Linked DNA regions of Mus musculus: region 2 is linked to region 1. Evidence: chromatin loops called from intact Hi-C (ENCODE). Cell type or tissue: left cerebral cortex. All regions are shown on one strand. Links, peaks and the distances in the headings refer to the core of each region. The heading gives the core; the rest is flanking DNA. Region 1 overlaps Tfeb (transcription factor EB). Region 2 has its middle 10 kb from the start of Trem2.

What was found. Peaks named below come from ENCODE experiments on the same cell type or tissue, not always from the same donor. Only the 100,000 strongest peaks of a DNase experiment are listed, where the experiment ranks them.
Region 2: it touches region 1 in a loop (3-fold over the local background); 5 of 42 quality-filtered maps call a loop at or near these places.

The regions. Positions count from the first base shown.
Region 1 is chr17:47,788,033-47,800,365 of GRCm38, reverse strand. Tfeb (transcription factor EB) reads right to left here. Exons shown (of 8, transcript NM_011549.3): 4 at 12,220-12,333; 5 at 12,073-12,129; 6 at 11,382-11,457; 7 at 10,558-10,705; 8 at 7,950-9,031. The coding sequence ends at 8,552. Among named protein-coding and RNA genes, the nearest start is that of Tfeb, 8.5 kb to the right of the region's middle. In left cerebral cortex, for the core only: CTCF peaks have their summits at 3,212 (motif pointing left), 4,723 (motif pointing right), 6,787 (motif pointing left) and 7,741 (motif pointing left); DNase peaks (open chromatin) are centred at 4,759, 6,791 and 7,700.
Region 2 is chr17:48,330,089-48,342,421 of GRCm38, reverse strand. No RefSeq gene overlaps it. Among named protein-coding and RNA genes, the nearest start is that of Trem2, 10 kb to the left of the region's middle. In left cerebral cortex, for the core only: a CTCF peak has its summit at 5,355; DNase peaks (open chromatin) are centred at 5,357 and 8,050; H3K27ac peaks cover 209 bases.

The DNA.
Region 1 (12,333 bases), core at 2,477-10,476:
CCTCAAGGGAGGCTCTGTGATAACTCCAGCCTGTGTCAAGTTGACACACAAACCCAGCCAGTGCACAGAGAAACAGCAAGATGTGAGCGCTGGAGGGTGCAGCTGGCTCCTACTGTGAGGGTCAAGCTTTGCTTCCTCGGTCACACAGGGCTTGGGGTCTGGCAGGCTGGGTGCCCCCACGGAACTGGACGTGTGACCTTGAGTGGATTCCTTAAGCTTTCTGGGTACCTATTCCCCCACCATTTTTGGGAAAGTACCCAATGCTTATCACAAAGCAAGTTTAAAGAATGGGGTGTGAACTATGGGTTCCAGGGTGAATCCGAAAAGGGGAACGGTAACATAAGGACACTTAGTAGAGTGTCCTCACAGATGCTGGAGGGTGGAGAGAGCCTCAGATGGCTCCAGTGTCTCCATGGCCAAGGTCACTGAGGGACGGTATAAAGGAGACCCAAGTCACTGATCCTAGGAGGAAGTGAGGCTCCCCCCACCCCATACCTGACGTCTTCCCTTTCACCTACCATGCCACGCCCACATTTTTATTCCAGAAGCTCTTAGCATGAGGGTCTTCCTGACTTCTCTGAAGAGGGGACTAATTAAACCTGAATTGACACGGCACTAATTAGCTTCTTAATTACATGGAACCACATGATTAGAAGCACAGCAGACACTAATTTTTCATTAGAAAGCAGCCCTCCCCCCCTCCCCTTTCCCAGGCCCTCTGCCCACTGAAAGCAGTAGCCCACCCCAGTCTCGCCCCACCCCAGAGGATATCTGGAAGTGGTCGGTCTCACTGTTGGAGTCTGGATCCAGTGCCCTTTACCAATGCAAACACATATGCCTCCCAGGTGATCACAGATTCTCCTGTAGCCTGAGCTGACCTCAAGGCCTCAGGTAGCCAGGGATAACCTTGAACTCCTGATACTCCTACCTATACTTCCCAAATACTAGAATCACAGATGTGGTCCCCCATTCCCTGTTTGTTTGGTGCTAGAGATCGAACCTAGGACTTCAGGACTCATGTATGCAACAGAGCCACATCCCAGCCCCTCTTTTGACTTTTTTGTTTTGTTTTGTTTTGCTTTTTGAGATAGAGTTGCTCTGTGTGACCCTGGCTATCCTAGAACTCTTTCTTGGTAGACCAAGGTGGCCTCGAACTCACCGAGATCCACCTTCCCTTGCCACCCAGGTGCTGGAATTAAAGGCATATGCCACCATGCCCAGCATTTTTTTTAAGAGACAAAATTTCATGTTTATTAGGCTAATAGCCAAGAATGGACTTGTATTTCTGCTCTCTTTGCCTTTATCCCCCAAGAGCTAGGATTCCAGATGAGTGCCACCTCCTCTGGTCCCATCCGTAGGTTTCTGTTGTTTGCATGTGTGTTTTTAACTTCAAGGTGACTCAAAAAGAATCATATGCAGTAAAATAAATAAATAAATAAATAAATAAATAAAATAAAATAAATAAAAAAACAGATTTGTAACTTTGACTTTTGATCTCTTCCTGAACTAGCAACTTAAAGACTGGTACTCATAGTTTTGTGTGGTAGCTTTGCCTTTAATCCTAGCAATCGGTAGGCAGAGGCAGATGAAGCTATGAGTTTGAGGCTAACCTGGTCTACATACTGAGTTCTGGAACAGCAAAGGCTACATAGAGACCTTGTCTCAAAACAACAACAACAGGAAGTAAGGAAAATATAAAAACAAAAGAGAAAGAAAACGATCTGTATTCGCCTATGCTGGTTAGTTTTTAAGTCAACTCGACACAAGCTAGGGTCATCTGGGAAGATGAAGCCTCACTTGAGAAAATGTGTCTGTAGCTTGGCCTGTGGGCAAGTCTGTGGGGCATTTTCCTGATGGATGAATGATGGGGGGGGGCAGCCCACAGTGTACCATGCCACCTCTGGACAGGTGGTCCTGGGTAGTACAAAATTTCAGCTGGGCATGCTGGCACACTTCGGAGGAAAAGGCAGCTGGCTCTCTGTGTTCAAGGCCAGCCTGGTCTACATAGTGAGTTCCAAGCCAGCCAACCAGGACAACACAGTGAGAGAGAGAGAGAGAGAGAGAGAGAGAGAGAGAGAGGTGGGGGGGGAGGGAGGACAAAGGAAGAGAGAAAAGTTAGCTGAGCAGTGTGTGAGGAACAGGCCAGTAAGCAGCTCTCCTGCATGGCCCCTGCGTCAGCTCCAGGAGCCTGCCCTGCTTGCGTTCCTATCCTGACTTCCTTCACCGATGACCTCTGAGTATTCTCTGAGACATTTCACCAGGATATCACCTCCTCCTGTGAGACACAGCCAGCAGATATGTGGCCTCCCTAGGCCCGTTTAGATTCCTGGGTGCACCGATAGGACCATAGCAGGTACAGCAGGAATACCATTGGCCCTGCATATGGAATGGGTGGCCCTACATCTGGCCTCTCCCAGACACTCTAAGCTGTCCCCATTGCTCAGATGTGACTACCCACCCGGGACCAGGACACGGCTGAGCAGCATAGGAGGGTGCTGGTTCACAGACAAGCTGGTTACAATCCCAAGCCTGCTTCCCCCTTGAAGCCCTCCCTGATCACCCAGCCTTAGGAGGGTGCCCCGGCTCTACCTTCTACTCCCTTCACATCCTGGAGGGCACCCTCTGCCAGGACACAAGCCTCCCTACACACTTATCAGGGTTGTGCCAGGCCCTTATCATCCCCATCTTACAGACAAGAAAATCGAGGCAGAGGCGGAGTGACTGCACATGATAGACCTAGACAGCGATCCCGATCCCAGGCGGTCAAAAGGAGTCCGCACTTTTAACCCTTACTGTGATCACGTGACTGGTAGACCGTGGGAGAGGAGGATACCCACAGGACAAGAGCCTGTGAGCTTTGTGAACTCTCCCGTTTTATTGGTAGGTCCTCTTTTCTTGCTTGCTTTTTAACAAGGATTTATTTATTTTATGTGTATGGGTGTTTCACCTGCATATGCATTGCCTGTGTGCCTGGTGCCTCCTCCCCCCACCCCTCACCCCAAGGTCAGAAGATGAAATCTGATCCCCTGGAAATGGAGTTACAGATGGGTGCAGCCACCATGTGGATGCTAGGAGCTGAGCATGGGTTAAGAGTATGAACTATTCTTGTAGAAAACCTTGAGTTCAGTTCCCCACACCACATGTGGCTGCTCCTAACTACCTATAACTCCAGCTCCCGGCACTCTAGCGCCCTCTTCTGGACCTGCACTCACATATGGACACAGACACACAGACACATAATTAAAAATTGCAAATGTAACAGTGAAGGTCTGGAGAAATGGGTCAGTGACAGGCTCTGGGTGCTCGTCCATAGAATGCAGGTTCAATTCCCAGCACCTATGTGGCCGCTCACAACCACCTGTGACTCCAGTCCCAGGGGATCTGCTGCCCCCTTCTGACCTCCTTGGGCACAAGACATGTATAGTGCAGACGGACGCTCAGGCAAAAAAAGTATACATAAAAAATAAAATAAGCAAACCCATAAATAAATTAAAAAGTAGACTGTGTCAGAGAGACAGACAGACAGACAGAGGATGTGGGGAGAGTTGCTTGGGAGGATGAGCGCTCCTAGATGCAAGCACAGTGGGTGCTCAGGGTATTCACACTGAGAGGGCAATTTTGTGTGGGTTTGCAATTGCCTATACATGGATCTTTTTGTGCTTAGAGGGAGTGTAGCAGGCAAGACGTGTGCATGACTCCACATGCAGGGTGCCCTGGGAACGTGCCCAGGCTCTGGGGACAAATGTCAAGGCTAAGCGGTGTCCGATGATATGACTGTGGGTTGGGCAGCATGTGTGTGTCAGAGGATGTCCACCAAGTCTAGGTGGTGCTGGAGCTGAGGGGGCCTGGCTGGGCCCAGGAAGTATCCCTGGCTGTCAGTCCCGTGGTGGGTGGGGGCGTCCCCACCAGTGGTGATCGAGCCTCTGCTCTCCCACCAGGCCTGCCAAAATACAGCAAGACAGGGTGTAATTACCAGCACTTACCGCGGCCATTACCCCCCTAGCTGCTGCGTGTGACACACGACCCGTCAGCCCAGCACTTGCACCATTAAGGGGCCTCATTAGCATCCCCGGCTCTGAAGCAAAATTACCTTCAGTGCTCACTTCAAGATGTCATCAATTTTAATTTAGGGCCCAAAGATAGTACAATGGGAAGGCCCTCCCTGGCCTGCCGCAAGCCATGTGAGCCAGAGGGGGAGGGGCTGCGGGGGAGCCAGGCCACAGAGGGCACCGAGGGAGAGGGACAGAGGCAGGCAGAAGAGAGATCTGAGTCATGGGAAAAGTGGATCTCCCCCAACAAAGAACTCGCCTAATGTAGAGCTTCCGTTGGTGCCCCCACTAAAAGAGAATGGGGGGCAGTGATCCCCCCTAAGGGTGTCAGCAAAGTTTAGTTCCCCTTACTCCCATTTTAATTCATACAGCAGCCTGAATTAGTTATATATTGCAATCTCGTCAACAGATGGGGACACTGAGGCACAAAGAGACTCTCACGCAGCAGAGCCCACCATTAAGTGCTGGTCTCATTGGCTTTGTTGTTTCTGGCTTTCCACCCAGATGCTGTGGCCTTGTGGAGCAGTCTCGGTCAACACATCTGGAACTTGGGTAGGCAAAGGCAGCCCTGCCCCTGCCTCATGGACTAAGTGCCACATGAGGCCAGGCCCTCACTTGGCCCCTGCACTTTTAGACCTCTCTGCACTACAAGTGTCCCATACCTGGAGCGTTCCCTTCTTCCTCCTCCAGGGGGAGCACTCCAGTCAGCTCACCATCACACACACTAGGGTCAGCACTCAGGGACTGCTCAGCACTTCCCTGGTGATGCCTCTCTAGCCTCAGGCTCCCACTCTCCACTTCTCTAAGAAGCCGAGCTGGGGCTCCAGAATGACTGTCAGCCTGTCTCCCAAGGAATAAAGTGATGTCCTATGAAGGTTTGTTAGAAGGCTGTTTGACTAAAGACAGGGACAAACGTGGCCATGCTCTGGTCTCCCTGGGACAGCAATGCCCTGCAGCCCCATGAGCACACTCCACACCCCATAATAGTTTCCTGACAGGAAGATCAAATGCCACACTGGCACTTCCCCGATTGGGGGTTGGTTTTCCAGACTACTTGGTTTATAGGATGGCCCTGCAGGGCTGTCCTTGGCTAGCATGCTCAGTTAAGATCTGATACTCCAGCCGGGCGGTGGTGGCACATGCCTTTAATCCCAGCACTTGGGAGGCAGAGGCAGGAGGATTTCTGAGTTCGAGGCCAGCCTGGTCTACAAAGTGAGTTCCAGGACAGCCAGGGCTACACAGAGAAACCCTGTCTCGAAAAAAAAAAAAAAAAAATCCATGGGCCTCAGTTTCCCTAAGTGTAAAGGAGAGTCCTCTAAGTCACATGGTATGAGGCTTGATACCAAGAGCAGGGAGCCGACTGCGTACATAGGCTGAGGAGCAGGACAGAGCCAATCACCACACCTGAGAAGCCCTTCTGAGCTGTCTGCGTCCTCCCAGCCCCCTACCTGGCTGGCTGAGAGGAGAATGAAGGGCCTCAGTCACCAAGCCCGTGACAGGGTCCTCACAGCAGCCAGCTCGCAGAAGACAGATCACCGCCTTAATCACTCTGGAAAAGAACCCCAAGCCGATATAATATTATAATTAATTAATTCACTAAAAAGGTATTAAATTTCTCTCCCCCCTGTGGATATCATCTGAATTCATTGACCTTTAGAAAAATCACCCTCTAATTGTAACCAGGTCCAAAAGCATTTGCGGTCCATCCCTTTTACATTAATAATATCTTCCAGGACCTGGCTCTGGCTGCTTAAATATTGTATAATTCCACTGTCCCCCTCAGAAAAGGCAGCAAAGAAGAGATGAGTTCAGAGGAGAGCAGGGGAGACAGGGGCCGGACTATGGGTCTGGAGGCCTGGGAAGCCAGAAAGGCGTTAAAAGAGCTCTTTCCAGCTGGCCAGAGGGCTCAGAGGGCAGGGGAGGAGACAGACCTTGAGAGAGGGCAAGGGACAGGTGTTCCTGAAGCTAGGACTAGAATTGTGTCTGTCTGTGTGTACACCAGCGTCTCACACCTTCAGCTTGTTAAAAGCTACAAAATAGCAAATGAAGAATCCAATTTGGAAAAAAAAAATGGTGGGAGCTGAGATGTCAAGCAGGTCATCCTGAGGTCACAGTGTCCCTTACCCAGTTGTCCCTGTAGAAATCCAGAACTGACAACCAGGGAAGTGGGAGCAGCTGGTGTGGGCAGACAGACAGACAGACATAGGAACTTGGCGCCCGGGGGATGGGCAGTCATGTATATGACCCAGCTCTGCCTGCTCAGCTCCTACCTCAGGTCCTCCCACATGGGACCCAAGAAAGCTATGGCTGCTAGGATCTCATCCCACCAGAGTTTGTCCCCAAGGCCTAAAGGGGGCTCCCTCATTGGAAGGAAACGGTTGGAGGGACCATCTCTGCTTTACAGCACACATTATCAGTCTGAATGAGATTTTACCCTGCAGACGTCCTGCCAAGCTCACTCATCATCTAAGGGTGAAGAACATAGTCCCCTTATTTAACTGGCAGTCATAACCCCCAGCCTGACTCCCTTGCTACTGCAGGTCAGGGTCTGGCCAGCCAGTCTCAGATACACATTTCTTGGTGGCTTGAACTGCCGGAGGCAGCACCTGGCTTGGATTTCACCCCAGAGGGTGGACATCAGCAGCCCCAGGCAGGATGGAAGTCACCCAGGCTGTGTGGAGTACTCAGTCTTCAGGCTGGCTCCTCAGACCGCTGTTGCCTGGGCCTGTGCGCCCTCGTGTGGACAGAACCCCACTCACACCCTAGTCCTGACCCAGTGCCCAGGCAGCAGGCTGTGAACAAATCAAAGGAAGGAAGCTCCAGGCCTTGGTGACAGGGGTAACTCGGGGTGTGTTTGACGGGTTATGTGAGGAAGTAGAAGGCAGCTTCCCACGTCCCCACGTCCCCAGGGTGACGGAAATATCAGATCCAACAACACCTGAGGTGCTGGCCCAAACCCCATGAGCCCCAAATCCCAGTCTCTAGTTGACCTCAGACAGAGTTTGGGGTTTACCCCGTGGGTCTCATGAGGGTAAATCCCAGGCAATGGAGACCAGGAACTGGAAGGAGATATGGCCAGGCTAACTCAGGCTCTACAAGGTCAACCACACCTCCATCTGACCTTGATAGTAACCCTTCAGCTCAGGCAGCCTAGTGCCGTCTTGACCACGCCGTTTGACCGCCTTTCTTTCTCTGAACATTCATTGCTCCAATTATTGATTTGATCTCTTGTTCTTCAAAGAGGAGAAAAAAATTTAAATTCTTTTTAATTAGGCTCCTTTGGCCTTTTAGGGCCCTTTGAGGGGAAACCATTTTGGTCCCTGGCTAAAGAGTCTTGGAAACCGAGGAACTAAGAACCTCTAGAGACCCTGCCCAGGTTACTTCCCCATCCAGGAACCTGGAGCAAAGCGGGTCCTGAACCTCACTAGGGCATAGACCCAGCCAGGAAGGGGAGTGAACCCTAAGCTTTGACTCCCAGCCAGGGTCCTGTGCTCTCATCTGTTCCAAATGGGTCCATTTCCTATCGCCATAAGGATACAGCCTGGTCTCCAGCTGGTCTGTAGCTACCAACACCGGGAAGAATGTTGAGGGCCATGCTAGAACGCCGGCCAGCCACACACCCACCTCCACTGCTGTTCAGACCACAGCTGGAGGTGTGGGTCCAGACCAGCATGGCTGCAGCGCCACCATGTGGCCTCAGTGAGACAATGCTCTCAGCCCCACGCTGTCAAGGTTGTTTCTTTGGCCTCTGAATCCAAGAGAACCTCCTTCAGATCCTTCATGGAGCAATTGAATTCTTAATCCAAGAAGGAGTCCACTGGGCTGCCCTCCCCGCTCGGCCCCCGCCCCGCCCCTCATAGTCATGGGCTGAGGACGCACCGCAGAGCCAGGACAACATACTACAAAGCACAGTGTTTACTAAAGGCACAAAGTGGGAGGTCTGGGGGTGGGGGTGCTCGCCACCCTGAACCCAGACTCCTCTTCTGGCCACCCCACCCTCATACCACCAGGGGAGAGCTGTTAGCACCAAATGGGGGTGGATGCCCCACTTGTGGGGGAGTTCAGGCTGAGGGCGACAGGCTGGGTGCCATCTAGTCCCAGGAAGGCAGGCCCGGGCACCCCCAGACCAGCTGCTGCCTCAGAGGTACTTGTACCTCCTTCTCCAAAATGTCCTCCACAGGAGAGCCCAGGCTCAGGAGAGGGGCTCCCCTAGCAGGATTTCTTCTTATTTCTCTTCTGCCTCACCCCTGTTCTTCCCCATCATAGTCATAGTACTGCCGCCAGAGGAGGGGGCCCGAAGCCGAGGGGGAGGGCTCCTCCAGCCCCATCAGCTGCCAGGCAGGCACTAAGTCCAAACAGGGTGGGGGTAGCAGCCAAGGGGAAGGAGAGAGGCAGGGTAGGCGGCTACTTCACACCAAGTGCAGCCTGAAGGATGGGAGGGCTCTGCTCGGTCCTCCCAGCCTCCAGGCATCCCCTGCTCCTTGGCACAGGGGCAGCCAGCGTCACAGAACATCACCCTCCTCCATGCTGAAGCTGCTCCGGCGGCTGCTGGCCTTGGAGGCCTCAGGAGACATGGTAGAAAAGAGGGGGTCAGAGGCCAGGGGGAGCAGGGAGTCATCTAGGAGCATTAAGTCCAGATCCTTCTTGGACAGGTTGGGGAATGGGGAGCCGTGCTCTGTCCCCAGGGTATCGGGGTAACCTGTGGGCCCCTCGTCGCCCCCACCCCCAAAGCTCAGGCCATGGCTGAAGTCCAGGTGATGGAACGGAGACTGTGGCTGGGCGGCCGAGGGCAGCGGAGCCTGGGGAGGAAGAGCCGGCATTTGCTCAGGCTCAGGGACCTCAGGCCCCAGCATCAGCGCCTCCCCTGGGCCATCCTCACTGGGCAACTCTTGCTTCACCACCTGCTGGGCCAGCTCGGCCATATTCACACCCGACGGCGAGGTGGTGGGGAGGCCGTGCACGCGTGCCTGCATCTCCAGCTCCTGTTTGGAATGGACAGAAGGATGAGATACACATGACAGCAGCCCAGGCTAGCCCTCCCTCCCTGTGACCCACTGCACCACTTGCCCCCATCTCCTGTGACTATCTCAGCTGGAGGAACAGAGAGCAGAGGGCAGTGTGAGCTTAGACCAAGCTCTCCAGGCTGCAAGTTACAGCTGGCCAGCGGTTCGTGAAGCCACCATGGTACACCTTGGCTAGGTCCCTCTCAGGATTTTAAACTGAGCTGGGTGGTGGTGGTGGTGGGAATGGAAACCATCAAAACGCATTTCCTTAACTAAGGGTGAGTTCTTATTCGCCAATGCTAAGTTTTTGTAGGTGGAAAAAAAGTGACTTCTATCACCCATCATGAACAATCCAATTTTAAAACCTGTGGGCCGCCGGGTGGTGGTGGTGGTGGTGGCGCACGCCTTTAATCACAGCACTTGGGAAGCAGAGGCAGGCAGGTTTCTGAGTTCAAGGCCTCCCTGGTCTACAGAGCCAGTGCTATACAGAGAAACCCTGTCTTGAAAAAACCAAAAAACAAAAACAAAACTTATGGTCCACCAGGAATAGGCGTTGCACTTCTGGCAGGGTCCTGGCCCTCAGGCCTTACTTCTTAAGTCAGCCCAGCTGCTGGAGATTCCCAGTGCTGCCTCCCAGACACCCAGGGCAGGGTAGTTAGTCCTGCTTCCTTAAGGTTAGGCCCAGTGTGTAGCATTGCCCAAGGATATGTGACTGTAGCCCCATAACATCGACCTGCAGAGTCAGGCATGGACCTGTAATCATAGCACTGGGTGGGGGGCAAATGTAAGAGAGCCATAATTTCCAGGCCAGTCTGCTCAACAAAAAAACCTCCTGTCTCTCAAAAAAAAAATTTTTTTTAAGTGGGACAACACTTATGTTACATAGTTTCAGAGACAGGGTTTCTCTGTGTAGCCCTGGCTGTCCTGGAACTCACTCTGTAGACCAGGCTGGCCTCGAACTCAGAAATCCGCCTGCCTCTGCCTCCCGAGTGCTGGGATTAAAGGCGTGCGCCACCACCACCCGGCAATGTTACATGGTTTTAAGAGAGTTAGACCTAGCTGGGTATGGAGGGGAATCTCTGTGATTTTGAGGCCAGGTCTACAGAGCTAGTTCTAGGACAGCCAGGGCTACACAAAGAAACCCTGTCTTTGAATGAGAGAGAGACAGAGAGAAACAGAGACAGTGTCTGTTTGTGTGTTTGTGTGTGTGTGTGTGTGTGTGTGTGTGTGTGTGTGTGAGCACACAAGCTCATGTGTTAGATCTGTCTGACCTCCAGTGTGGATTGCAAAATAAGGGAGGGTCTCACAGAAGTGAACCTGCAGCTATATGCTGCTTGACGGAACTGGGGTTCATTTTTCATTGAGGCATCCTATCATGACCAAGACAGCTTTCTTCCCTATGGGTGGCATTTCCAGGTCTCCAGATGTTTATCCCCTGCCCCGGGGCCTGGGAGCCGGATCAGATCAGTGAGAGCTACCCGAGGAGTCCAAAGTCCGGGTCAGACCTGGATGCGGAGCCAGAGCTGCTTGTTAGTCATCTCCAGGCGCCGGGAGTGGTTCTCCAGCTCCCGGGACTTCTGCAGGTCCTTCTGCATCCTCCGGATGTAATCCACAGAGGCCTTGAGGATGGTGCCTTTGTTCCAGCGCACGTCCCTGTGGCCACAACCAGGGGCAGTCAGAGGCCTGGCCAGGGCCCTCTCACCGCAGGCTTAGCTCAGAGTTCCAGTGTTCCCCACCCTTGCCCATAGCTAGCCTTGTGCAAATGTTCAGCTCCTCACTAATCCTTGGGCTCAAGCAATCTGTCCACCCCATGCCCATCTTCCTGTCTTCAGCTCTCCTGGCCAGCATCTCTCTCCTCTCCATCAGTCCATAGCCCTTCATACACTTTCCCAGTAAGGCCCCTTCTCCAGGAAGCCCCCCACCCACCCCAAAACCTCCTTTCTAACAGAAGCTGTCTTGACGCAGTAGGAGCAGGAACCTTCTCAAACATGCTGCCTCCATCACCACCCTTATTAGCTGGTAGTGCCTACAGCTGCTGCCCTTAACAACTGAGAGGTGGTAGTGCCTACAGCTGCTGCCCTTAGCAACTGAGAGGTGGTGGTGCCTACAGCCGCTGCCCTTAGCAACTGAGAGCTGGTAGTGCCTACAGCCGCTGCCCTTAGCAACTGAGAGCTGGTGGTGCCTACAGCTGCTGCCCTTAGCAACTGAGAGCTGGTAGTGCCTACAGCTGCTGCCCTTAGCAACTGAGAGCTGGTGGTGCCTACAGCTGCTGCCCAGCCCGGACCCTGGCCTCTCTCGCCCCCCTCGCTCCCCAGGGAAGTCTGCTCACAGGTCGTTGGCCTTGGGGATCAGCATTCCCAGCTCCTTGATCCGGTCATTGATGTTGAACCTGCGTCTTCTCTCAACTACAGTTTAAGCAAGATTCCGGAAGGCACGGTTAGAAAGGTGGGACCCCCACCTAAGCTGGACACCCCATAGAAAATCCGTTTAAAATACGAGGCACCCAAGGACCGGTGTGGTGGCCAAGCTTTTAATTCCAGTGCTTGGGAGGCAGGTCTCTGCGAGTTCTAGGTCAGCCCGGGCTATAAACTGAGTTCCAAGGCAACCTGGGCTACTTAGAGACCCTTTCTCAAAACAAAACAAAACAAAACAAAACAAAACAAAACAAAACAAAAGAGAGATCTCTGAAAGCTGAGGAGGGTCTGGGTGCAATCTAATCAGGGGGCGGGGTCAGGAAACCAGTCGAGCTACTAGGGAGAGAGCTGCCTGGGGCAGCCTCCTTCACTCCTGGTGCCCCAGGCTCTGAAGACTGCAATCGGATAGCCTGGAAAATTCATGAATGCTGCTTCCAGAAGCCCCTCCCACTTTCCTAAAAAGCCTGGAAGGAGTGGGGGTTGGTTCACAGCCTTGGAGCTGTGGGTGTCCCAAGCTAGGGACGCTGGTAAGGGGCTGGGGTGGGGATGAGGCAGGGGCTGGCTCCCCAGCCTAGGTGAGCTGAAGGAGGGCCCAGCACCACTCACTTAGGTTGTGATTGTCTTTCTTCTGCCGCTCCTTGGCCAGGGCTCTGCTCTCAGCATCTGGAGGCCAGAGAAACAGAGAGGCGGTGAGAAAGAAGGGAGAGAAGAAAAAGGGAAGAGAGGAAACCCCAAAGGTACAGGGCAGAGTACCTGTTAGCTCTCGCTTCTGAGTCAGGTCGGCAGGGCAGGAGCTGCTGGTGACACCCACCATGGAGGCTGTGACCTGGGGGTCACCGCTGTACACGTTCAGGTGGCTGCTAGACA
Region 2 (12,333 bases), core at 2,257-10,256, 540 kb before region 1:
CAATATGAACTAACCCCCAGAACTCCCTGGGATTAAGCCACCAACCAAAGAAAACACATGGTGGGCCTCACCTGGCTCTTTATGTGGGCTCTGGAGAGTGAACTCAGGTCCTCTCGCTTGCAAAGGAAGTACTTTCTGACAGAGCCATCTCCCAGCCCCCCACAATGTATTATGCATTTTATAGGTTTAAGAAAACGGATACAAACTAGTTGGCCCACACGGTTGGCAAGGACAGCTCCTCTGTCCCTATTTTTAATCTCTAGTTCCCACTAGTTCTTTTTTTTTCTTTAATCTTCCCTTGTATTTTATTTGCTAAGGAAACCAGATAGTTTTTATCTTGCAGGGTTGTCTACAGTGTGTAGCCTGCTGATTCACCCCAGTGTTGCTTCCTTTTCTCCTCTGGCCTCTACATTTCCTTAAGTTGACTTAGCTGTGAGGAGAAGCTTTGTAAATAGTCATAAATGGTGCTAGGGTCCCAGGGGCCTCAGCCAAGGGGCAGGTTTTTTTTTTTTGTTGGTTTTTTTTTTGTGTGTGTGTGTGTGTGTGACAGTAGCAGTTTTTGCTTAATTCATTAGGGGCTGTGAAGGTGTGTTGCTGTAGTTGACTAAAGCTACTCAAATGAGTTCCTCGCTACCGGCCCCAGTGCTCTGGATTCCTGAATGAAAGACACACACACACACACACACACACACACACACACACACACAGCCTTCTATTTAATATGCCTTAAACAGTTCAATGACTGAGCTACTCCCAGACTTCCACGTTGCTAATGCCTCCCCTCCAATACTCCTAAGTTATTACTTCCTAAAATCTATAGTCCATCTTTGTTACCCTAGACCAAACGGGGGAGTGGGTGGAGGGAGTCCTGGGGCCATTTTCCCTAGGCTCTTACATGATTGGTGTGCTCTCTCTTCTGCAGCTCTCAAGCCTGGATCTTATTCCTTTCCCAGCATGGTGATTCTCCTTTCTCCTTGGTCCCCTTGCCTCTGATTCCTAAAGTCCTGCCTCTGTTTCCCTGCCCAGCCATTGGCCGCTGGTAACTTTATTTTCAAATCAGAACCAACTGGGGGCAGGGGCTCTCAGCATCTTACATTCAGATTCTTGTGCAATTTTGGGAACCCAAATAACGTAATGAAAGTGTTAGACCAAATCCACAAGAGAGGTGAATGTCCCTTCTTCACAGGTCACCCAACACTTCTGTGAGACACACTTGCTCAGAAAAGCAGGAGATGAGGGGTGGGTGAGATGGCTCAGTGGTTAAGGCAGCTGCTGTTCAAACCAGATGACCCAAGTTCATTCCTTGGGGCCCACCCAAGGGAGCAAGGAGACACAGAGTTGCCCTCTGACATCACATGTATGCCCACACATCACACACATACACATCAATGTGTGTATTAATAGTTAAGTAATTTTAATAATAAGTAATTTTTAAGTGACAAAAAAAAGGTGAAGAGCAGTCTGTGCTGCACACCTGTGATCCCACCATTGGGGACACATGGTGCACTGCACACCTCTGACCCCACCACTGCACACCCGTGATCTCACCACTGGGGAGGATGAGGCACAGAGCAGCCATCTCAAAATAAAAAGCAGGAGTGCTTCATTCTCTCATTTATAAACTGTTTTGTTGTTGATTGGTTGTGTTTGGTTTTTACACAAGTGTACTGTTTTATTGGCAACTCTGGTTACCAGTAATGTTTTAGGTATAAAGAAACGAGGTAAATAGATTTGATGCATTTAAGATTCGATGTACTTAAATAGACTTGATACATTAAATAGATTGATACATTTGATACATTTACATTTGAAACAGCTTAACTTTAAGATGCATAAATTTGCTGACAGCAAACTCAAACAGATCTGCCTGCCTGTCTCTCAAGTGCTGGGATCAAAGGCACCACCTCTCCAGGCACTGTAGTTGTTGTTTTTGTTGCCATGGGAATCACTCAGTCTTTGACCCCTGGCTAGTTACTGAGTCCTTCCAGTTGATTTAAGCCCACCATCTTCCTAGCCACATGGCATGACAAGATGTCTCAGGCCTGGCTTCTTCACTTCTTATTTAGACTTGGCTCAGTCCATTTCAGGCAACGCTGTTGCTATTTTTAGTGAAAATGAGTATTTTAATGCCAGGCCTGTGTCTTTGTTTCTTCTCCCATGGCTGTGATAAAATACTCAGACGAAAGTGGCTTTAAAATGAGATGATGCATTTGGCTTGCCATCCCAGCTTACAGTGCATCATGGTGGGAAGCCATGACATCCGAGGCTTGAGCATTACATCATCACAACCATAGTCAAGGAGCAGAGAAAGACAATCCATGTTTTCTGGTGCTCAACTCCCTTTGCCTGTTTTCGGGATGGTCCTGTAAATGTAATTAGGATATTCTCCGTCAGCCAGGTTCCAAGGCTCATCTCTCAGGCAATCCTAGAGTCGGTCAAGTTGACAGTTAGCATTATCATTTGTCATTGCAGAGGCCTGTGATCCCAACAGTTGTAAAGTCAAGGCAAGAAGATTGCTTTGAAGGACAGCCTGGGATATGTAGGGAGAACCTGACCCAAAAATTTTTTTAAAATGTATTTCAAGAACACTGCAGTGTATGTGATCATCTGTAAAAGTATATTTTATTCTTCTGGTGTGATTGTCTTCTTGGAGGCTTACTACCTCTGTCTGCTAACCTAGGCCTAGTCCTGGAAGCTTCAAATCTCTATACAATCTTATCTAGGCCTAGAAGGTTTTCAGCCTCTGAGACTTACTGCTAAATAAGTGCATCCTTTCTAGCTCTTTCTGAACTCTGGCTGGCTGCTCAACTCAGCTAGCCGTTCTGGTTCAAACTCCACTCCAAGTTGACTGATTCACTCTGACTTCTCTCTTGGCCTCTGGCTTTTTGCTCTGCTTGGCCTTGAACTAACTCTAGCAATATGTCCTAACCTTCTGGCTCCTTCTCATTCTCTGTCTCGTTCTGTCTTCATCTGTGTCAAGCTTGTTCTCTCTGCAACCTGTCTTTATAAAACTCTCCCAATAAAACTGCCTTTGCTCTCTCTCTACATTGCCCCTCAAGTAGCTTCCCGTTCCTCTCTCTTCTTGGGAGAATTGGGCAGATTCTATTCTGTTGAATCTTTCTCTGACTTTTCACTTTCTCTGCCACTCAATTAGACATCACTTGCAACATGGGTGCTTCCAACTACAAACTAATTTTACCTTTACTGTTTGGGATTAAAAGTGTATACTAAAGACATGTCTGTATTCTAGCCAGAGGGATTAAAGGTGTGATTAAAGGCTGAGCCATGCTACAATTAAAAACAGGTTTGTTTGTTTGTTTGTTTTCAGTTAACACAATCTCAGAGTTCTCAGTGTGATCAAATATCCTGCAACAATCATTAATTTAGTACAGCCAAGGATCACCTGAGAAGACAGTCTCAGTCAGGGGTTGTCTAGATCAGGTCGGTTGTGGGCATGCCAGTAGAAGAGTGTATGAGTTATGATCTTCACTGTGTTAACTGATGTAGGAAGACCCAGCCCACCATGGGTGGCACCATTCCCTAGGTAGGGGATCCTGGACTAGATGAGTGAAGAGAGGTGGCTGAACACAAGAAGCATGCATTTATTTATTCTCTCTGTGCCTTTGACCCTGAATGTGACTAGCTGCTTCAGGTTCCTACCTTCGCTTCTCTGTGACAGCAGACTGTAACCTGGAATTGTAGGCTGAATAAATGGTTTGTTGTTGTTGTTGTTGTTGTTTTCCCTCCTAAAGCTGCTTTTGTTAGTACCTTTTATCACAGCGACAGAAATGAAACTATGATGACCACAATCTGGATACTATGGGGCCTCGTTGCTACTGGGCTAGTCACTAATTCTGGGCTTTTTTTAGTGGGTAGAGGCAAGAACTCTTCAATCCTTTATTTTTTCAAGATGGCACCTTATATAGACCAGGCTAACCTTAAACTTGAATTATATCTTAGGATAACTGTGATCTCCTGATCCTTCTGCCTTCCACATCCCTACTACTGGGATTACAGGATTACATTGACTAATTGTTTGTTAGACACTTTCAATAGAAAACTAAGATGAGGACCCTTGAGATGATTCAGCAGGGGTGAAGGCTCTTGATGCCCAAGCCTGAGAACTTGAGTTTAATCCTTAGAACCCCCATAAAGGTAGATAGAAAGAACCAATGCCACAAAGCTGTCACCTGATCTCTCTCTATGTCCAGATTATGTCAACTGTGACCCCCCCATAATAATAAAGTAATTCATAGAAAAAAATTCTATGGAGTTCTATGGAAATTCAGATGGAGTTACCACCTTCATCATGTGTCTTTGTCTTTCTCCCACCCAGAGAACCTTACCTCCAAACAGTAGTGTTAGAGGCTCAAATAACAACTCATTTGCTTTGTGTCACATAGGTGGTACAAAAGTCACAGGATAGTGGCAGCAATGCCCCTGCCAACACTGTGCTCTCTGACGCTGTTATCACTTTAAGCGCTGCTTTATTCTTAGGGCATATTACACCCGAGGAAGCAGACAAACGACTATGCAAAGTTGGTACTCAGTTCATGTGTTTCTTTGCCTCCTGCCCGCCTTCTTCCTCATTCTCCCTTCCCGTCCTCCCTTTCCTCTGCTTTTTACTCTTGCCCTGCATATTCTCCCCCTCTCTCCCTTCTCTCTCTCCCCCTCCTCTCCCTCCCCTGCTTCTTAATCTTTCTCCTGCATATTCTCCCCCTCTCTGCCTCTCTTTTGTGAGTGTTTTTGTGACGCTATGATGTAATAAAAATTCGTATTTGGTCTCTAGATCAGGTTCTTGAGACAGAATCCCTAATGTCCTTGTAGATGTGAGTACTTTGTTCCATTTGGGGTTTTTCACTCTGGATTCCTGACTTTGATCTCCTGAGATAGCTGTAGTTGTCTGAATGGGGAACAGCTGACAGGAACACCTACATTTCCTAAGTGGTAGGAGCCCCTTGGTGGGCTCTGAGCTAGCGTCAAGATGGGGGCTAGTTGCCGGGGGAGAACCAGGCTAAGAGGGCTGAGAATTTCAGGTCTACTTTCAAATTTCAGGGAAGGATAGGGGCTGAAGATAAGTAGTCAACCATGGCCAATGATGTCATTGTGTCCTGGTGATGGTGAAGCTTCTGTGATGAGACAGAGTTCAGAGAGCTTCTCAATGGATGAACATGTAGGGGTCCTTGGAGGTGGCAGAGCTGGAAGACAAGGATGCTCTGCCGCCTAAAGGCTCTTTCTGTCCTGATGGAGGCATTAATGCCTTCACAGAAAAGGGTTATTAGAGAATCTCTGCTTTACTGAACATAAAGACCAGAACCAGGTTTCACGGCCAGCCTCAGTAGACTCTCCGCACGGTGGCGCTGTTTCCCTACGTTGTCCTGTCTATGCTGGGTCACAGCCCTCTTAGTGGCAAGAGATAAAGCCAGAGCCAAGGCCAGACTGACCTCTGTTAACCCCCAAATGTTCCTAAAGCTATTTTTAAAGTTATGGAACATCTACCCTAAAATTATCATTTGCTTCTGAATTTGAAAAGCAAGCAAGAATCATTCTTAAATTGGTTGCTGGAAATTGAGACTCAATTAAAGATTCAATTTAAGTCTTTTTAAGGGGAGATTTTAAAGCAGCAACTAAGAAAAATTAAAATTTGAAGACCCGTGTGTAGAAATTATAACTCAAGTTATGAGAACACTTACGAAGAAGCCAACACCCCCAGCACACATGAGTGCTGTCAATACTTAGGATAAAACCTCTCTTTGGGTTTCTTTTGTGTTTGTTTAACACAGTCTTTCCGTGTAGCCCAGGCTGTCCTAGAACTCACAGAGACCCTCTTGCTTCTGCCTCCAGAGTGCTGGGATTACAGGCGTGGTCCCCCACACTCAGCTTGTTTAATGTCCTAAAAAAAGAAGAAGAAGAAGAAGAAAAAAGGCTAGCCTACATCTTTTTTTTTTTTTTTTTTTTTTTTTTTTTTTGGTTTTTCGAGACAGGGTTTCTCTGTGTAGCCTTGACTGTCCTGGAACTCACTCTGTAGACCAAGCTGGCCTCGAACTCAGAAATCCGCCTGCCTCTGCCTCCCAAGTGCTGGGATTAAAGGCGTGTGTCACTACCGCCCGGGTAGCCTACATCTTTTAAATTCTTGTGCAACCAGAGCTGGCTATATACTGTGTTTTACAAGAAATGAAGTTTACTGGCTGCAGACCTGGCCCACAGACCTCTGATTCAATCCCCCATGTCCTCTCCCTTTCTTCACCTGGATGGAGACGGTCCCCCCAGATGCTCTAGTTTCTCAAGGTGACAGACACCCTTGTGGGAAAGAACGTGGGTGCCTGGATGTCTGTGTGGAGCAGAGCCTCCTTGGTAACTGACACTGGAGCTGGGATGAGAAGCAAGCTCGTGTCCGGGTGGTGTGTTACCACAGCTAGCTCACCTACAGCTCAACAACAATGTGACTCCCATGTCTGTGGGAGCTTCTGCCTCTTTCAAATTCTCTCCTCTCATTAACTCAACCAAAGGACCAGAACTTCTCAGGCTACTTGCTTAGGGTCACCAAACCACCCTCACACTGATCTCTCTTTGGGGGCAGAATCTTTCCCAGCTCCTTCAAGATTTAGTGTCTTTCCAAGACTGGCCACCAGACTTCTCATCAGAGGTTACATCCCTGTGCTGGTTAGCGGTTTGTTAACTTGACAGAAGCTCTAAGACCATCTGGGAAGAGGAAAATTAATTGGGATAATGTTACCATAGGATTGGCCTGTCGGCAACACAGTGGGGCATTTTCCCGATTCATGATTGATATGGGGAGGCCACAGCTCATTGAGGGTGGTACCTGGGTAGGTGGTCTCCTTCTATCCGTTGGGGAGCAGAGTGGGTGGTAACCAGGATTCCTCCATAGTTTCTGTTTCAGTTCCTGCCTTCAGGTTCCTTCCCTGACTTCCATCGTTAATGGCTCTTGATGAGGACGTGAAAGCCAAATAAATCCCTTCTTCCCCAAAGGACTCTTGGTCATGGTGTTTATCACTGTAATGGACCGCTAACCAGAACACCACTGCTGTGTTTCTCAAGTCCTTCTCCTCAGCATCCATGTCCCAAAGAAACGGACATCACTCCTCTGCCTCTTGCTTCATAACAGCCCCGAGCCTCTGCACCTCCCTGTGGCTTCACCTCTGTCCTCCATTGGGTGGTGACAGATCAGGTCTTCTCCTCAGAGCCCCCTCCCACTCCAAGTATAACCCCCACATGGACTCTTGCACCAACTATTGCAGTAACTGTGTTTAAAAACGAATGTGAGTTGTTAATCCCACCAAACAAGATTACCCAGAGTCTTTGGTCAAATTCAGCAAGCTTGATTTTCTGTCAGGGCCATCTCCCTAAAGTGGGGTTTGTGGAAATAGTATTGAACATATGAAAAAGTAGGGCTTCTATAGCCCCCCAAAACCTGCAAGACTAGAAGAGGTCTAAGGGTTGGGAAGATTTCCAGAGGAATTTTAGTAGAAACTTGGCTGAACATCTAAAAATTATTTGGTAGAACATCTTATCAGGATGGAGGTCAGGGTACAGGGTGCGGAACATGTCAAATTCCAGAAGATGGGTTAAGACCTGGTTAAATCCAGGTTTTACAGAAAATAGGAGTGACTTTATAATAAGATGGCTTTTAATCTTAAAGTGGAGTCAGAATGGCCCATCATCCTCTTGGGTCTTATGTGTCCCTTTCAAATTCTTAATAGGGAACGGCCATTTATGTCTGTTGTATGGCTAATAATGCCAGCAGACAGCAAGTGTCTTAGCTTTTGTTGAAAATGGTTATTAATTAGCTCTATTCTTAACATGACACAGCCAGACCCCCAATAATTGAGAGTGAGTACTATCAATGTATTTAATCAGCTTAACACAATGACTAGGTGCTTATCCCTAATCTATTTTTATACACTTGACTGGTTAATTCCCAGCTGCGCTCCCCAAGTTACTTGCTGTTTGAGTCTCCCTGGGCTGCCTTCCTGCTCCATCAGCTGGTCCTCAGGATGCTCTTCTCATGGCTCATCTCCATTTACAGCAGCCTCCTCCTCTCTTCCTTTTTCTCCTCCCTCTTCTCTCTCATGGTCCTTGCCTGCAGCCTCCAGCCTGTTAAGGAAATCACCACCTACCTTCATTCTCCCTAGTAATCGGCTGTGGCCATTTTTATTTAACCACTCAGAGAAGATTGGCGAGCAAAGTTTATACAACATTATTTGGTGTACGAGAGAATTTGCTCATTGAGATGGCACCCAGATCTTGGGGACTGGTGTTTAGCATTTGAGTATGTTAGCAGCACCAGGCCAACTCTCTATACTAGCATTTTCTATTTGGCAAGAGACAAAATTTGTATCATAGCTAGGGTCTCTAATTTGGTCTGATTGGTTAGTGTGGGAAGCCACATGTGTCGTTGCAGGGTGGCGCAGGCTACTGCTGGACACCACGCATAAGTTTGGGCAAACAACCAATGTGTACATATGCAGTAAAGTTTTTTGCCAAGACACTGCCTGACCCAGGCATGATAATGAGGTTTTGAGAGTATAACCAATCAGATGTGAGACACGCAAATGAGGTATGTTAATGATGTTCGGTGAGGTACTGAGAGAGAATAACCAATCAGATGAGGAACATGCAAATGAGGCTTAGTGCATAACCAATCTGGATGTGAGACACGCCTCTCCTATGCCTATATAAGCAGCACCAGTTCTGGGCTCGGGGTCTCTTTGCCTCTGCAATCAAGCTCTCCCAATAAACGTGTGCAGCAGGATCCTGTTGCAGCGTAGTTCTTGCTGGTGAGTCGGAAGCGCGCAAGAGGTTAGCATAGAAAGAATACATTTTTCTTAAAGTCCTCTTCTTTGCTCTTTGTATAGAGTAGGCCAAGTACCTTAACATATTGTAGAACTATTTTAGCTAATGAATCTAGCTGTTGATAGACCTTGCTCTATTTGGTTTCAACAGGTACCTTTTTTTTTTTTTTTTTTTTTTTTTTTTAACAATGAGAGAGCCCGGTATGCCAATACATATAGTCATTTTGTTCCCCTTGCGAAGAAGTTGCCTTTAGATCTGACATTCTAGCCTCCGTTGAGGATAAGGGGCAATGCATTCTCTTAACTACTTCCTGCTGAAGTTAGAACGCCATCATCAGGGCCCAGGAAGGCTGACTCATTAGGCAAAGCCCAGAAAGGGGGTAGGGCAAAGAGGTTTTCATCCGAAGCATCAGGCTCACTGTCCCAGCCAAAGACAACAGGGAACAATCACATCAGATGGAATGGCTCACATTCCTTATCAGCAAGTGAAGTGCTTTCCAGTTTTGTAGGGCTAAGATGTAGCTCACCCTTGGGTCAGTTGGTAGTTCATAGCTGATTTCTGGATGCTGTTTATCAGCTGAGCGGAACTCCACAGGCACAGATATAGACTAGGGATAGAAAAGAAAGTTAAGGAACTTGGATCTTACATTTGGAGATTTTCCTTTTGGCATAGGCATCAGGCAGAAATATTTATCTGGTCTCCAATTGCTCTGTGACCGGTGGAAGCAAGTTGGGGATTCCCTGAAGCATATATGAATCTTTAACTAAAAAAAGATAAAAGTTTTAGTAACATTAGCATTACCATTGTTTGCAATTCATACTGAAATCCACATTGTAGAAAGAGCAGCTAACAGGTTGTCTGTGGTAGACTTGTGGCTTTGAGTCATAACAAAAGTTTTCGTTTGGGGTTAAAAAGTGTGAACATTTTTTCTATGCCCAGAGGACTGGATATAGATAGGACAGAAATGTTTTCTTAAATGATGAGAAATACCTTCAAATCTATATTTAGAAGACAATCCAAGGTAATTAAAGTCTTGAGCTTGTGACTGATAACAGTGGTCAGTGCTTTGCCACATTATCAGAACTCCATTGATCAATGCTAAAACTCTGAGCCTTTGAAACCGTAGTGTGACCACAGCAGAGAGTAACACATTTGTATCTTAAATCATTGTTAGAACTTCATAATTCATTTAAGTTTTCCTATCCTCAGAACTTTATGTAACTTGCATTACTTTAGAAGAGTTTTCTTAGACCCTCAGAATTTACATAAATTTAAAACCGTTTTTATTCCAACCATTTCCCAGGGTACACAGGTGGTTGGTTACTGCAAGGTCCTTTAAATAGAGGAATGGTAAAGAGTTTCATCGGAAACCTGTCTATCCTTTTCCGTGAAGCCTGTTAGTCAGGCCAACCTCTCTGTTGAATTTGCCTTTCTCATCAGGAGACCCAATGGCTCTAGAAAGGCTAGATTCTTATATTCTAGAAATGCAGACACCAGGCAGCTGTTGTTCCGTGAAGAACACTTAGCTGCCAACAGCATCAGAGATCTAAGAAGATCTAAAATTACTAGAAATTAAGAAGGATAAACTATAGTGGGGAGTATAATCCTAACGGCCTCTATATCAATAAAATGACAGAGACTTACTGTTACCTGTATGTCCCCAACTATCTTCTTTAGAGACCTTAGGATTGTGGCTAGGATCTGGCATTTCTATCTATTATATGAAGCTTTGCCCATTAAACATTTTAAATGTTGTATTCAGCAGATCTCTGAGAGGTTTTGAGTGCAGTCTACTAAGTATACCAGATTTTAAATAAACTTTACTTGTTTTTAGTTATTTGCTTTAGGCTTAACCCTGAAAACATACCTGGAAGTCTAGATAAGGCTTATTCCTATAAGTAAGTCATGCATCCTGCATGACTACAGTTCTCTACAAATTGAAGAAGTTTGTCGTTTATAATGTGACTGACTACCAAACTTAATGTGTTAATTTTCTTTTGTATAGCAAGTTCATGATTTTTTTTATAAGATTAGGACTCAAACTTAATCCTAAATTGATTAGCATTTTCGTTTCAACAGTATCCCGTAGAAACACCAAACTTGTAGTGCATGGTCTACACTGGGTGTGCTGTAGGCCCAGTAGAATTTAACTGGAAATGCAGTAGCCATTGATACTTCAGCTACATCCAGCAGTAAGAGCCAGTCTTTAGCGATGCATAGCTTGCTACCTATAGCCAGCACACCAGCACTCCACACAGGGATTATCTGGGCTTTCATCCTCTCTTATAGTCCTGCAGACCCAGCAACAAGTTGGTGTCTGTCACCAAAGTCAGCGTCTTCGTTTCGAGGCAAGACAGGCTTTAAGATGCTGTCTTTGTGCTAGAGCTTCCCGAGAGAGCAGAATTTAATGGGATTCTTTTAGGCTTACTTCTCTATGTAAAGTGTAAACTAGGATTGGCAAACTTACTAGAAGACCTTTTGCTTATTTCAAATGACACAGCATCTCTGGTTTGAGAAATGCAGATGCAATGAATGTGAGGACATTTAAGAAGAAACGTTTAAATCGTCATTTGTCCTCTCTGCTGCTTTCGGTTTGGTCTGTTATATGCCATCTTCCTTCTGGTTGGCTTCAGAGCCTCATTTAGCCGTGTTCATCAGGTTCCGTAGCTTAGGAGCCTGCTTCTAGGAGGACTTTCTCAGATAGCCATTGGCTCTTTTCCTGATGAAAACTGCACACATGTTTGTTGATATCTGAGGCTACCTAGAAATCATTTCATGTAACATTCCAGCAAAGTCTTCTGGAAAAAGTCCCCCTCTTTTTTCCCCATAAAAATAATAACAAGAATAACAAGGAAGTAACGCAGCGGGTGGAGGGAGAATCTTGCTAGGCACAGTGACAGACTTCAGTTGGATTTGTGTGTTTCACCATGTATCTTTGTGCCTATGGCTGTGGCCTAAGTCTTTAGGTCTTTCTTAAATCTTTTATTTAGAATAATAAAGATTTTTGCCATCTTCATCTGTCTAAAACCCTGTCCAGATCCTATCTCATGATATTAAACCTCTGCTGGTCCTTCTAAATTATATTTTAATCAGAAGACTCAACTAGAGAAGCTGGTCCCTGCTGTCAGGGTGGCACCAAAATCTGATCAAAGAGATGAGAGGCACCATGTCAGGAGGTGGCCTGGGATCTCATTCATTTGCTCTCTCCCCCTCCCCCACCCCTCCCCCTCCTTCCCCCTCCCTTCCCCTCCCCCTCTCCCCCTCCCTCCCCCTCGTCACCTCCCTCCTCCTCCCTCCTCCTCCTCTCCTCCTCCTTCCCCCTCTCCCTCTCCCTTCCTCCCCACCCCCTTCTCCCCTCTCTCCCTGAGACAGGGTTTCTCTGTGTAGCCCTAGCTGTCCTGGAATTCACTCTGTAAAACAGGCTAGCCTTGAACTCAGGGATCTGCCTGCCTCTGCCTCTGAGTGCCACCAAATTGAAAGCATGCTTCAGCTCCTTGGAACATCTGCAAGATGCACACT